Linked DNA regions of Homo sapiens: region 2 is linked to region 1. Evidence: read pairs that join two places in POLR2A ChIA-PET (ENCODE). Cell type or tissue: GM12878. All regions are shown on one strand. Links, peaks and the distances in the headings refer to the core of each region. The heading gives the core; the rest is flanking DNA.

Region 1 (7,963 bases), core at 1,397-6,396:
GAAATAAATAACAGAAAGATAACCTGACAATTTGAAAATTGCCAAGTATTTGGGATTCAAAGCATATTTCAGTAGTAAAGTAGAATAAATGTAGAAAACTACTTCTAAATAACCCATGTAAAGAGGAAGTCTCCAAGAACATTAGAAAAGTATTTTGAATGGAATGAAAATGAATACAACACATTAAAATTTGGGGGATAAAGTTAAAGCAATAGAGAGCAATTTATATATTAAATGTTTGTATCAGAAAAGAAGGTCTTAAATCAATAATTTAAGCTTTCACTTAAACTAGAAAAAAGGGCAAAATAACCAGCAAAAAAAGCAGAAGGATGAAAATGATAAAGATGAAAACAAAACAAAAACAGAGTATCAGTGAACTCAAAAGCTGATTCTTTGAAAAGATCAATATAATTAGTAATCTTCAAGTCAGAATGATCAAAGGAAAAAATAGTCTGTATCATAACTAAGAGGGGATTATCAATAAAATCCCCAAAACATAAAAAGATGAAGCCAACATTATCATCCTGATACCAAAACCAGACAATTACAAAAAACAAAAAAACCCAGAGATGAATATCCCCCATCAACAGAGACATAAATATCTTCAACTAAATATCAGCAAATTGAATTCAGCAATATTTGAAAAGGGTACTACATCACGACCAACTGGAGTTTATTCTGGGATCACAAGTATCATTCAACTAAAACCAACTGGTGTAATTCAACATATTAGCAGACTAATAAAAAGAAAGGTCATATAATCATCGCATTTAACAAAATCCAACATGTACTCATGATTTTTAAAAAAATTATTTATTTATTCATTTATTTTTGAGGCAGAGTCTCCCTCTGTTGCCCAGGCTAGCGTGCAGTGGCGCGATCTCGGCTCACTGCAACCTCCACCTCCCGGGTTCAAGCGATTCTCCTGCCTCAGCCTCCTGAGTAGCTGAGATTACAGGCACATACAACCACGCCCAGCTAGCTCATAATTTTTAAAACTCTCAGCAAACTTAGAGGGGAACTTTCTTAATCCGATAAAGGGTACAACAAAAATCTACAGCTGACAGGTAATTTAATGGTGAAAGAGTGAATGTTTTTTTCTGAGATAGGAATGAGGCAAAAATGTCTACTCTCACCACTCCTACCCAAGTACTTGTCAGTAAAATAAGGAAAAGCAAAAAATCTTATCAATTGAGAGGGAAGAAAGAAAAGTATCTCTAGTCATAGATGGCATATTATTTATAAAGAAAATCCCAAGGAATCTAAAAAAAAAAAAAATTCCTAGACTAAGTTTAGAAAAGTTGTTGAATGCAAGGTCAATATACAAAACCAACTATATTTCTTACTAGCAATTAATAAGTGAAAGTTATACTAAAAAAAAGGTATCATTTAGAATAGCATCAAAAGGTAAAAAGAGAAAGAAGGAAAATAAATGCTTAAGCATAAATCTAATAAAAATTTGCAAGATTTGGGCCAGATGCAGTGGCTCACTCCTGTAAACCCAGTACTATGGGAGGCTAAGGTGGGCGGATCACCTGAGGTCAAGAATTCAAGACCAGCCTGGCCAACATGGCAAAACCCTGCCTCTACTAAAAATACAAAAATTAGCTGGGTGTGGTGGTGTGCGCCTGTAATCCCAGTTACTTGAGAAGCTGAGGCAGGAGAATTGCTTGAACCCAGGACATGGAGGTTGCAGTGAGCCAAGACTGCACTCCTGCCTGGGCAACAGAGTAAGACTCCATGTCAAAAAAGAAAAAAAAAATTTCAAGATTTGTATGCTGAAAACTATGAAACACGCAAGAAAAAAATCAAAGAACACCTAAGTAAATGATGAGAGACCATGTTCATGAATTGGAAGACTCACTATTGCTAAAATGCCAGTTTTCCTCAATTTGATCTATAGATTCAATGCAATCACAATAAAAATCCTCACAGGATTTCTTGTAGATATTAAAAAGCTAAAATTTACGTAGAAAGACAAACTAAAAAGGCAGAAACAATTTAGGAGGAACAGCAAAGTTGGGGGCCTCACGCTGTTTGACTGCAATAATTACTATAAAAGTGAAGTAATCAAGGGAGGGTGGTATGAGAAAAAAGGCAGACATGACCAGAGCAGAGTCTAGAAATAAACCCACACAAATATGATTGATTTTTGACTAAAGTACAAAGGCAAGTCAATGTAGAAATAATCTTTTCAACAAATAGTCCTGGATAATCACATGCCACAAAATTAACCTCCATCTATACCTAACACCTAATATGAATATTAACTTAAAAGGAATCATAGACCTATTTCCCAAATCTAAAATTATTAAACTTAGAAAATTGTGGGTTGTGTAAAGAGCTCTTAGATGCAATACCAAAAGCAAAATCCATGAAGTTAATGAATTAAACTTCATCAAAATGAGACTTTTGTACTGAGAAAGACATAGTTAAGAGGATAAAAAGACAAAGCATGCACTGGGAAAAAATACTTGCAAATCACAGATCTGACAGAGAACTTGAATTCGGAATATATAAAGAACTCTCAAAACTCAAAAATAAGAAAACCACCCAACAAAATATGGGCATTTAAATTATGCTGGGACAATGTGGTACCTATTTGGAAAAGAATGAAAACAAAAACCAAACCCAAACACTACCTCACATTATATGTATAATTTAACTGCAAATATATTATAAAACTAAATGTAAGCAGCAAAATGTTAAAAGCACTCATATATGAATATGGAATATTATCTTTACAACTCAAGTTAGGGAAAGACTTCTGAAACAAGATATCAAAAGCATTAACTATTTTTAAAAAACTGAAAAACAAGGCATAAAAAATTAAGACCTCATGTTTAATTATACCATAAAGAATTCTGAAAAGACAAGTTTGAATGGGAGAAGATATCTGCAACACACGCAAGTCAAAAAGGGCTCATATCCAGAATATAAAAAGACCCGCTGCAAATTAATAAGAGACAACTCAAAAGAAAAGTAGGCAGGAGATTTATTTATGTATGTATGTATTTATTTTTCAGACAGAGTCTCACTCTGTTGCCCAGGCTGGAGTGCAGCAGCACAATCTCGGCTCACTGCAACCTCTGCCTCCAGGATTCAAGCGATTCTCCTGCCTCAGCCTCCCCAGTAGCTGGGACTACAGGTGCCCACCACCACGCCTGGCTAACTTTTGTATCTTTAGTAGAGATGGAGTTTCACCATGTTGGCCAGGCTGGTCTTGAACTCCTGACCTCAAATGATCCACCCACCTTGGCCTCCCAAAGTGGTGGGATTACAGGCGTGAGCCACTGTGCCCGGCCCAGGAGATTTAACAGGTACTTCATAAAAGAGGCTGGCTATATGCATGCTTAATTAACATATAAAATGTGCCTGAAACTGTCATAAAAAAGCAAGCTAAAATAACAACATACAACTATGTAGGAGGAAAAATCAGTTTTTCCCCTTCTACTCACACACCACTCAATACAAAACTGATACTTGATGTGTGGAGGTTGTTTCCTCATAAAGCAATTCCCCGGAGGACACCAGCTGGGTGTACTCTAATTCCATTTAATCCTGACACTATCTACCTGAAGATAGCATCAGATCTCAAAGTGAGTGCTCAGTCCCAAAAGACTGCCCCTTACTTCAGATGCCAGTCCCTACTAGTAGGTTTTCACCTATACTTCTCACCAACTGGCTATAAATTGAGGTTCCCACTACCTCTTTCTCAGGTTTGATTAGTTTGCTAGAGGAGCTCAAATAATTCTGGGAACACTTTATTTATATTTACTGATGTATTAATAACACAAAAAAGGGTACAGATGAACAGCCAGATGAAAGAGACGTATAAGGCACACAGCTTCCACGGAAGGGCGTGCAACTTCCATTCCCTCTCTGGGTGCACCACCCTCCAGGAACTGCCACATGTTCAGCTACTGGAAAATCCCTGAACCCAGTCCTTTTGGGCTTTTATAGAGGATTCATTACATAAGCATGACTGATTAAATAACTGGCTACTGGTGACCAACTCAACATTCAGTCCCTCTTCTTTCTCCAGAGACTGGGGGGTGGGGGGCTTGAAAAGTTCAAGCCCTCTAATCATGCTTTGGTCTTTCAGGTGACAAGCCCTCATCTTTAAGCTATCTGAGGGGCCTCAAATAGCTCAGATAGCACCTCATAAGCATAAAAAAGACACTTATCACCCCAGAAATTACAAGGGTTTTTTAGAAGCTGTATGCTAGGAAACTGGACTATGTCCAAATAAACACTTTACCATATCGTACACTACATACTTCAAAAACCAAGAATGTGGTCCAAAGATGTGGATGAATAAGAATTCTCACACAGTGCTCATGGAAGTTTAAGTTATTTAATAATATGACATTATCAAGTAAAGCTGAATATATGTATAGCCAAGTATTTATACTATAGAAATGCACGCTTATGTGCATCAGAAGACAAGTTTACAAATAGCTGCATCATTCAAAATAGAAAAAAAATGTGAAACAACCCAATTATCCATCAATAGCAGAATGGATAAACTGTGTTGGATGCATTCAGTGGAATCAGGTCAATTTTTAAAACAAAATAGCATTGCACAAAAGAACCCAGACTCGAAGAAAATATACTGTATGATCCATTTGATTCAAAATATGCAAAACTAAATTATATTGCTTGGGGAAGAATAAGTAGGTGGCAAAATTATAAAGAAAACCAGAAGAGACTATTATAAAAATTTACGGGTAACACTGAGGGGTGGGGTGGAAAGTTTTGATCATAAAGTGGTCACCAACAAGGGCACTTCTGAGGTGCTAATGATGTTCTGTTTTCTGATCTGGGTCGTGGTGACATTCACATATTCATTAAATTGTACATTTGTTTTACATAAGTTTATTATATTTCCTAATTTTAAAAAAGTTAAAAGGAGGAGGAAAAAGTTGGTTATGAAAGTGTAACCATTCTTCCAAAATATCAATTAAAACACATCTGAATTAAGAGGTAAAATATATCAAAGAATTGACAGAAAACAAAAGCTCTGAAATGATATTTCCAGCCTAAGAACAGTCGTTGCTTTTGTTGGTTTAGGAAGTTTTGTTCTCCTGAACTAATGTTCAAAATGAAAAAAAGTCACCTGGGCCAGGAGCAGAGGCTCACACCTGTAATCCCAGCACTTTGGGAGGCCGAGGTGGGTGGATCACAAGGTCAGGAGATCGAGACCATCCTGGTTAACGTGGTGAAACCCCATCTCTACAAAAATACAAAAAATTAGCTGGGCTTAGCAGTGGGCATCTGTAGCCCCAGCTACTCGGGAGATTGAGGCAGGAGAATGGCATGAACCTGGGAGGTAGAGCTTGCAGTGAGCTGAGATTGCGCCACTGTACCAGCCTAGGTGACAGAGCGAGACTCCGTCTCAAAAAAAAAAAAAAAAAGAAAAAAAAGAAAAAAGTCACCTGAAAACTGAAAAAACTACTTATCCTTTATCTACCCATGCCCCCTCCCCAAAGCATCAATTTGGTTCTACACGGAATCAGGAATAAAAGTAGAAATTTTATTACCAGAGATCTGTGCAACGCAATCTTAGGGTGTGGGGGAAGTAATCTAGTTTCTGTGTAAATAAAACCCCAAACCCTCACTGTACATATTTATCTTCCAAACCAATGATGAAACCTTGACCTACAGTATTTGTAACTGTTATTTATTTCTCATATACAAAGACACATGTGTTCTAAATGATGAGTTTATTATCTTTTGAACTAGTCAAGTGTCAGCTGCCCAAGTACAATTAAGCTAAACAGGCTTCTTTTCAATAAACTTGAAACAGAAAGGGCGAAACAAAACACATGTGTACCCGAAATATGGAGAATGGTAGTATTCTCTTATGAAATAGTAAGTTTGTTATCATTTGCAGTTTTCTGTTTATGGTCTGTCAGAGCAGTGACTTCAGAGGGGCAACCTGGACAGTTGACTGCTCCCATCACCAAAACCAAACTACACACACACACACACACACACACACACACACACACACACACACACACACACACCCTCTCCGCCCTAGCCCCGTCAATACCCACACATAATATAACCAAATACCTTTAGATCATAAACTTGCTGAAGTCAGGGGCTATGTTTTCTTTATATTCATTCGCTTCTAACACTTAGTAATTTGTTATGCAGCAATAAAAAATGCGTATCATACATAAGTATCTTTTTTCTGGAGCTCCTTTCGTGGTCTCCCAGCTGGTATTACATCAGCCTAATAGGTGTCCATAGCACTCTGAACGTCTCCCTTGTAACAATCATCATATTAATTGACTTGTTTCATGTTCAATGGCTCTAACTCTGGAGATAGGAATCTTGTTTATTCCCTGTTTTTATACCCAGAGTATGATAAATAGTAGCTATTTTAAAAAAGTGCAACAGCTTAAAACAAATAATCTTTTAGTTCACAGTTTTAAGGGCAGTAATTCAGGCATGGTGTGACTGGGTTCTCTGCTGAGGGTTACACAAAGTTGAAATCAAGGTGTTGATGGGCTGTGTTCTCACCTAGAGACCTGACTAAAGGAAAAAAAATCTGTTTTTTGGCTCATTCAGGAAATGGTCAGTTCTTTGTCCTTCTAAGACCTCCATTTTCCTTTCCCAGTTGTCAGCCAGAGGTCACCCTCCACTAGCAGAGAATGCCTGAGTTCTTACCATATGGCTCCCTCCATCTTCAAAGCCAGCAAGAGAGAATATCCTTCACATCAAATCCCTCTCATACGTCTAATCTCCTACTCTCTTTGTTCCTAACTCTAGACCCAGATTTAGAGTTCATGTGATTAGGGCACACCCATCTAGATAATCTCACTTACCTAGAGTCAGCTTTGTGCTCTGCCAGATGACATAAACTAATCAGGAATGAGACCTGATATGGTTTGGCTCTGTATCCCTACCCAAATTTAATCTTAAATTGTAATAATCCCTACGTGTCAAGGATGGGACTAGGTGGAGGTAAATGAATCATGGGGGGCAGTTCCCCCATGCTATTCTCATGATAATAAGTGAGTCTCAGGAGATCTGATGGTTGTATAAGTATGTAGCATTTGCCCTGCTGGCAGTCATTCTCTCTCCTGTCACCCTGTGAAGAGGTGCCTTCTGCCATGATTGTAAGTTTCCTGAGGCCCCCACAGCCATGCAGAACTGTGAGTCAATTAAACCTCTTTTTTAATAAATTACCCAGTCTCAGGTAGTTCTTCATAGCAGAGGGAGAACAAACTCATACAATACCCTATCATGCTTACAATACCAGAAATAATACAGGGGACCATCTTAAAAGTCTGCCTACCATAAACTGCAGCCTGAAAGCTTAAGACGAGGCAAAGGAAGAGGGTGAGAATGCAGGTACAACTGATAATCTGATATAAGGAAATAACATTAAAAAGCAGGGAGAAGAAATTATGCATGATTGGACTTGCCTTCACAGGAACCAGCATAGTAACTGGCACATATTACTAGACAAGTGAATAAACCAACATACCAAATATTATCAAATTAAACAAGCAAGTATTTACTAAAGAGCTTATATGCTTATAGCTACAAGAGAAAAGAAATTACTTATAATGCTAAGCCACTAGGTAGAATTGAGAGGTGACATACCAGGGCAGACAATATGGACAAAAAACTAAATTTGACATAAAGAAAACTGCGTTAAGATATCTTTGAGATCTTGGAAAGTGACCAAATGGAAGCAACCAAATCAAATAATTCCAAGGGCCTTAGTTTTGCCTCATCTGTAACGGAGTTGATTTAACTACTTAATCTTTAAGATCCCTTTCCAGTGCTGACTATCCTACAATATGGAAGGCATGGTTCTTGCCCCAGGACAAATTCCCTGTAGGTATTTTAGAATCTAGTTATTAATTCATGTTGTAATCTAGACACTGCTCTATAATAATATATAAAAATACAGACAGCATCCTATTCTAAGTACTGAATT
Region 2 (7,963 bases), core at 1,608-6,607, 180 kb before region 1:
TCACTTAAAGTAAATAGAACTACACATACGTTCACACATACACACACATATTAGGAACTCTAAAATGTTAAAAGTGTTTATGGCAGCTGGGTGCGGTGGCTCATGCCTGTAATCCCAGCACTTTGGGAAGCCAAGGCAGGTGGATCACCTGAGGTCAGGAGTTTGAGACCAGCCTGGCCAGCATGGTGAAACCTCTTCTCTACTAAAAATACAAAAATTAGCCGGGCGTGGTGGCAGGGGCCTGTAATCCCAGCTACTTGGGAGGCTGACGCAGGAGAATCACTTGAACCTGGGAGGCAGAGGTTGTGGTGTGCCAAGATTGCACCACTGCACTCCAGCCTGGGCGACAGAGAGACTCCGTCTCAAAAAAAGAAAGTGTTTATCTCTAAGTAACTAAATTACTGGTGCTTTGAATTTTCTTCCTAATACTCTTTTTTAAGTTATATCTATTTAAGGTATACCATATGATATTTTGATGTACATATAGTGAAATGATTACTACAGTCAAGCAAATTAACATATTCATGTTACTTTTTTTCCTAAGATATTGTAGAAATAGTCACTTTTTTTGGTAAAAGTACCTAAAATTTACTCTCTTTGCAAATTTACAATACACAATATTATTAACTATGGCTTTCATGTTGTACATTAGATCTCCAGGCTTTATCGTACTTGACTGAAACTTTGTACCCTTTGACCTATCTCCCTATTCCCCCTCCTCCTCCTCATTCCCTCCCCGGTAACTAACTCTACTTTCAGTTTCTAAGAATTGAAGGGGTTTTTTTTTTCCAAGTCTTTCTACCCTAGATCAGCATTAGCTCTACTCAGTAAAATCCTGCAGTGACCTTTTTAAGAAAATGTTTTCAGTAATAATAATGTCATTACCAGCAGTTCATGTTTGCATTTGCCATACCGCCCAAGGCATGGATGAGACCTGGGCCAGAAACAACAAGGCAGACTCCTGGCCTAAAAGCAAAACAGAATTTATTAAAATCAGGTCAAATGTAACAACTGATTCATAACACTTTAGTGTGAAACATGGCAATCTTGGACTTCAAAGGAAGGACATACAAGTCTTTACTATAACTGATAAAACAATTATTAGAATATTTTTAATTAAAAAACAAGGCGATATATATATATCGCGATATATATACATACACACATATACGTATATAGTGTATACACTATATATGTATATAGTGTATATATACGTATATACGTGTATATATACACACACTATATACATAGTGTATATATATACACACTATATACCTATAGTATATACTATATACGTATATATACACACACTACATACGTATATATACACACACTATATACGTATATATACGTATATACGTATACGTATATATACACACACTATATACGTATATATACACACTATATACGTATACATACGTGTATATATGTATACATACGTATATACGTATACATGCATGTATATATGTATACATACGTATATATGTATACATGCGTGTATATATGTATACATACGTATATACGTATACATACGTGTATATATGGATCCATATATACGTATACATACGTGTATATGTATACATACGTATATATATGTATACATATATGTATATATACTCTGGGCACCAGAGTATACTCTATATATATGTATACATACAGACACACGTATACACACACGTGTATACATGTAGACACACGTATACACACACGTATGCATGTAGACACACGTATACATACACACACGTATACATACACACACGTATACATACACTTGTATACATATACACTTGTATATACACTTGTATACATATACACATGTATACACATGTACGCACATGTGTGCGTGTATACACATGTACGCACATGTGTGCGTGTATACACATGTACGCACATGTGTGCGTGTATACACATGTACGCACATGTGTGCGTGTATACACATGTACGCACATGTGTGCGTGTATACACATGTACGCACATGTGTGCGTGTATACACATGTACGCACATGTGTGCGTGTATACACATGTACGCACATGTGTGCGTGTATACACATGTACGCACATGTGTGCGTGTATACACATGTACGCACATGTGTGCGTGTATACACATGTACGCACATGTGTGCGTGTATACACATGTACGCACATGTGTGCGTGTATACACATGTACGCACATGTGTGCGTGTATACACATGTACGCACATGTGTGCGTGTATACACATGTACGCACATGTGTGCGTGTATACACATGTACGCACATGTGTGCGTGTATACACATGTACGCACATGTGTGCGTGTATACACATGTACGCATATGTACATATATACTCTGGGCAAGAGTGAGATGCTATCTCAAAAAAAGTGTATATATACACACACATATACATATATGTGTGTGTATATATACACACACATACGTATATATGTATATATACACACATACACACATACGTATATATGTGTGTATATATACACACATATATATGTGCGTGTGTGTATATATATACACACTTTTTTTTTGAGATAGCATCTCACTCTGTTGCTCAGGCTGGAGTGCAGTGGCATGATCAGGGCTCACTGCAGCCTCAACCTCCTAAGCTCAGGTGATCTTCCCACCACAGCCTCCCAAGTAACCGGGACTACAGGCAGATGCCACCACACCCGGCTAATTTTTTGTATTTTTTTTTGGTAGAGATGGGGTTTCACCATGTTGCCCAGGCTGGTCTTGAACTCCTGGGCTCAAGCAATCTGCCTGCCTTGGCCTCCCAAAGTGCTGGGATTACAGGCATAAGCCAGCATGCCTGGCCCAAAAAAAGAAAGATATCGGATTTCTTGTGAGAAATAAGGTACCTATCATTTTCACACCTTATGTCTCTAACCACTTATTTTGATCTGGACTACATCTGGACTAAATCAAGTTAATGGTATACAGAAGCAAATTTTTGACTGCTGAGTTCATTTTTGTATGAAAAAAGGTTTTTTTTTCATTTCTTAACAAATAAATATAACGTCGACTGATCTTTGATAGGAAAGTAATTCTGAATGCAGTGCTCTGCCCAAAATGTTTTGTGTTTTTTTTTTTGTCTTTTTTTTTTTTTTTTTTGAGACGAAGTCTCGTTCTTGTTCCCCAGGCTGCAGTGCAATGGTGTGATCTCGGCTCACTGCAACCTCCGCCTCCCGGATTCAAGTGATTCTCCTGCCTCAGCCTCCCAAGTAGCTGGGATTACAGGCATGTGCCACCACACCCGGCTAATTTTTGTATTTTTAGTAGAGACGGGGTTTCACCATGTTTGGCCAGGCTTGTCTCCAACTCCTGGCCTCAGGTGATCCACCCGCCTCGGCCTCCCAAAGTGCTGGGATTACAGGCATGAGCCACCGCGCCTGGTCCCCAAAATCTTTTAAAACTGAATTTGAGGCTGAGCACGGTGGCTGACGTCTGTAATCCCAGCATCTTGAGAGGCTGAGGCAGATGGATCACTTGAGTCTAGGAGTTCAAGACCAGCCTGGGCAACATGATGAAACCCTGTCTCTAAAAAATATAAAAACTAGCTGAGTATGGTGGTGCACACCTGTAGTGCCAGCTACTTGGGAGGCTGAGGCAGGAGAATCGCTGGAACCTGGGAGGTGGAGTTTGCAGTGAGCCGAGATGGTGCCACTGCACTCCAGCATGGAGACGACAGAGTGAGACTCCAAATAAATAAATATTGAACTTGAATGTTTTACCCTTCAGTGTGACTTTCTAAGCTTAAACCACTCGGGAAAAAGGTATCTCAATATAATTCAGTTCACCATTTTACACTTATAAAATAATTTCTTAAAAATTTCTGTTTAAGACAGACTTGAAAATAAGTAATTACCACCAAGTAAACTAAACTTCTAGAACAGTACTATCCAACAGAACTTTGTATAGTAATAGAAATGTTCTGCATTTGCAGTATGATACGGTAGCCACTACTGACATGGTTACTGAGCACTTGAAATGTGGCTACTACAAACTGATAAACTATGATTTAAATGTTATTTAATTTTAATTAATTTAAATGTAAACAAGTCATACGGCTCGTGGCTACTATACTTGCCAGTGCAGCTCCAGAAGTTCATTCAAACAGCAAAAATGTTTTAAATATGAACTTTTCGGCCGGGCATGGTGGCTCACGCCTGTAATCCCAGCCCTTTGGGAGGCCAAGGCCAGCAGATCATGAGGTCAAGAGACAGAGACCATCCTGGCCAACATAGTGAAACCCCATCTCTACTAAAATACAAAAATTAGCTGGGTGTGGTGGTGCATGCCTGTAATCCCAGCTACTGGGGAAGCTGAGGCATGAGGATCGCTTGAACCCAGGAGGCAGAGGTTCCACTGAGCCGAGATTGCACCACTGCACTGTCCAGCCCAGATAACAGTGCAAGACTCCATCTCAAAAAAAAAAAAGTATGAACTTTTAACCATTCTCTTAATCATTGTTCTAGCATTTTTTACATTAAGGCATTAATTAATAACTATAATTTAAATGCTTTCCAAGCTAAATGAAAAGATTAAAATATTTGTCATATGTAAATAAAGCGGCAGAAAACAGTGACAATAGTGTTACTTGATGGCCTATTTTTTTCAGGTTCAAATTCACAAGTTCCTTATCACAGAAAAAAAACTATTCTGGTGAGGTCTAGACTTTGAGAATCTTATTAGTTTGCATTTCTTAGCAACTGAATTACTAGTTTCATTTTTGGAAATAAAAAAATGTATTAAAACTAACATATGTGAAAAAAGTATGATACACATTCCTGTGAGAGTCCAAATTCTGCTTAAAAAATACATAGATAAGGGAAAAAACTGGAAGAAAATGACCAATTCTTAACAGTTCTGAGATCATAGGTGATTTTCTTCATCTTTTTTCCTTTTTTTTTTTTTTTTTTTTTTTGAGACGGAGTCTCACTCTATCACCCAGGCTGGAGTGCAGTGGCGCAATCTCAGCTCACTGCAACCTCCGCCTCCTGGGTTCAAGCCGATTCTCCTGCCTCAGCCTCCCGAGTAGCTGGGATTACAGACGCATGCCACCACACCAGGGTGATTTTTGTATTTTTAGTAGAGATGGTGTTTCACCATGTTGGCCAAGCTGGTCTCAAACTCCTGACCTCAGGTGATCCACCTGCCTCAGCCTCCCAAAGTGCTGGGATTACAGGCGTGACCCACCGTGCCTAGTCGATTTTCATTTTCTTCTTTGTGCTTTCTATATTTTCCAAGTTTTCCAAAATGGACATTTTAAAAATGTATTAATTTTTAATAATAAAAAGGGGGTGGTAGTTAGGTAACATGGATACACACTAAAAAATCAGAACGTGTGGAACAGCTCTCAACAGTCACATTTTGAACCAAGCATTTTTGTATTAAGTGTGCTGGGGTAGTTGTGAGATCCAAGACAAGGTATCATACATCAACTCACTATCTGATCACCAGTGATTCACTCTACAAAATGGCAATGTGTTCCACTCTGAAACACTTCTGGTATCATTATTCTTTTGATGTGGTCCTCAGAGAGTTTTAAATGTTTTTTATCCTTTGTTATTTAATATATTTTTCTATAATCTTTCCAAATGAACTCATCCTTCAGCTGAAAGACGTAATAGTTCTACCCCAAAATATTAAAGTAATTGAAGTGAAACAAATTTTAGTTTACCTGCTTGTCAGATATCCAATCGCGGAGGCAGCATAACAAGCCTACGAGAAAACAACACTGGGACTTGAGCATATTGGGATCCTTATAGTACATTTATGACAGCAACTTACTATTAAATAATAGACAAGAACATAGTGGTAAAGGCAGAATTAAAATATTTCCAACCTTAGTAATAAATGTTCTACACATAAATTTCAAATAATGGTTATCTAAATTTTAGTTTTTCAGGAAATTTGTTCATATGTATGTTATTCAAAACATCCTCTTACAATTGCTTAAATATCTGCAGGATCAATAGGAATGTCCTCTTTTATTAACAATATTGGTAATTTGTTTTCTTTCTTTTATTCTTCATCAGTCTCATGAGGGGTTTATCAAATTTATCCATCTTTTCAAAGAACAAATTTTTTTAGTTCTTCGAAAATTTTTGTTGGTTTTTCTCTATTGTTTGTTTTCTATTTCATTGATTTCTGTTCTTGTATTTATTATTTCAGTCATTTTGAATTTGATTTGCTTTTCTTTTTCTAGCTTCTTAAAATACAAATTTAGAACACTGGTTTTTAATTTTCTTTACTAATAATTTGTTTAAAATGATTCCAAGAACTGCTTTAGTTATAGGTTACAAGTTTGAGTTGCATCTTTTCATTATCATTCTATTCAAAATATTTTCTACTTTCCATTGTGATTTCTTCTTCAACCCATTGGTTAATTAGGATCTGTAGTGATACCTCCTTTTTCATTCCTGACATTGGTAATCTGTTTTCTCTTTTATTCTCAATCAGTCTATCTTGAAGTTTATTCATTTTGTTAATCTTTTCAAATATTTACAAAATACCAAAAAGTATGTTGCTTAATTTCCAAAGGTCTGAGATTCTTTTTAGTGATCTCTTATTGAGTTCCACTTTACTTCCACATGGTCAGGTGACATATACTGCACGCTTTCAATCCTTGGCGATTTATTGAGATTTCCTTTATGGCCTGCATATGGATAGTTTTTACCTTGTAACTCTACTTCAGCTCATAATCAGGAAGAGAGGGGGCACTAAATTAAATGCACACAAGATAACCTGGGAAAATGCTGAGTGCTCTCTCAAATTCTTCTTAGTCTGGGACATCATTTTTTTCCCAGTATTATTTCTTCTCATTTCTTTAGAAATAATAATGAATTGCGTATTTCCTAGCCTTCATTCAGCTTTAAATGAAGTAGTATACTGTCTTAAAGAACTCCACATTAACGACATAAATGTGGAAAAAAAAAAAAAGGAAATGTTTATGGATCATAATCTTAACTGGCTCTACTATCATACACCCACTGAGAACCTGCACAAAGACTCTGCTCTTTTCCTGTGTCGCTATTCTCTACTGGCCCCATCTCTCTTTCCTTTTGCACATAAGGCCAAATTCACATTAGGAGAATAAGACAACTCCTAAGAAATGCAGGCATGTAAATACCTGCTGCAATAAGAACACTTTATTTAGACACCCAAAAGAATTGCCCACTTATGATAGCTAGGTAAGAAATGTTGCTAGGCAATGCAAAATATACAACAACACGTAACAAAAAGTATATTCCTCTGGTAGGAAATGTCAAAAGTTGAGAGGTAACTGTTTTGTTTTGTTTTATTTTGTTTTGTTTTGTTTTTTTTTTTTGAGACAGAGTTTCGGAGTTTCGCTCTTGTTGCCCAGGCTGGAGTGCAATGATGCAATATTGGCTCACGGCAACCTCCACCTCCCAGGTTCAAGCAATTCTCCTGCCTCAGCTTCCCGAGCAGCTGGCATTACAAACATGCACCACCACGCCTGGCTAATTTTATATTTTTAGAAACGGGGTTTCTCCATGTTGGTCAGGCTGGTCTCAAACTCCTGACCTCAGGTGATCTGCCTGCCTCAGCCTCCCAAAGTGCTGGGATTACAGGCGTGAGCCACCGCGCCTGGCCATAACTGGTTTTATGACCATAAAAGATCTGTTCCTCTACTAAACTACCTCCATTCACAGGCAGAACAGTGTACATGGTACTTAGAGAGTGGACTCTCGAGCCAATCTGTTTTGATTTAAATCCCAGCTTCCCCACTTTCTACTGTGTAATTTTGGCAAGTTGCTCTAAATCTCTGTTTCTTCATCTATAAAATGAAAATAATTCAAAGCACTGCTGTGAGGATGAAATCAGTTCGTATGTGTAAAACACTCAAAATAGTGCCCACACACAGTAAGCTCTCAAGAACAATGAACTTGCTGACAATCTGCCTACTTGCTGGCCAATTGGTCAGTATGTCTTGATTACTCTATGGATCTA

The links. Peaks named below come from ENCODE experiments on the same cell type or tissue, not always from the same donor. Only the 100,000 strongest peaks of a DNase experiment are listed, where the experiment ranks them.
Region 2: POLR2A ChIA-PET joins it to region 1 with 8 read pairs; 3 of 35 experiments call an interaction of 5 or more read pairs at or near these places.

The regions. Positions count from the first base shown.
Region 1 is chr3:15,771,872-15,779,834 of GRCh38, forward strand. All of the region lies in intron 2 of ANKRD28 (ankyrin repeat domain 28), which reads right to left. Among named protein-coding and RNA genes, the nearest start is that of ANKRD28, 22 kb to the right of the region's middle. In GM12878, for the core only: a CTCF peak has its summit at 3,526; a DNase peak (open chromatin) is centred at 3,510; H3K27ac peaks cover 1,251 bases.
Region 2 is chr3:15,590,715-15,598,677 of GRCh38, forward strand. HACL1 (2-hydroxyacyl-CoA lyase 1) reads right to left here. Exons shown (of 17, transcript NM_012260.4): 3 at 5,670-5,710; 4 at 886-966. Among named protein-coding and RNA genes, the nearest start is that of HACL1, 6.9 kb to the right of the region's middle. In GM12878, for the core only: no CTCF peak of the experiment used is centred there; no DNase peak of the experiment used is centred there.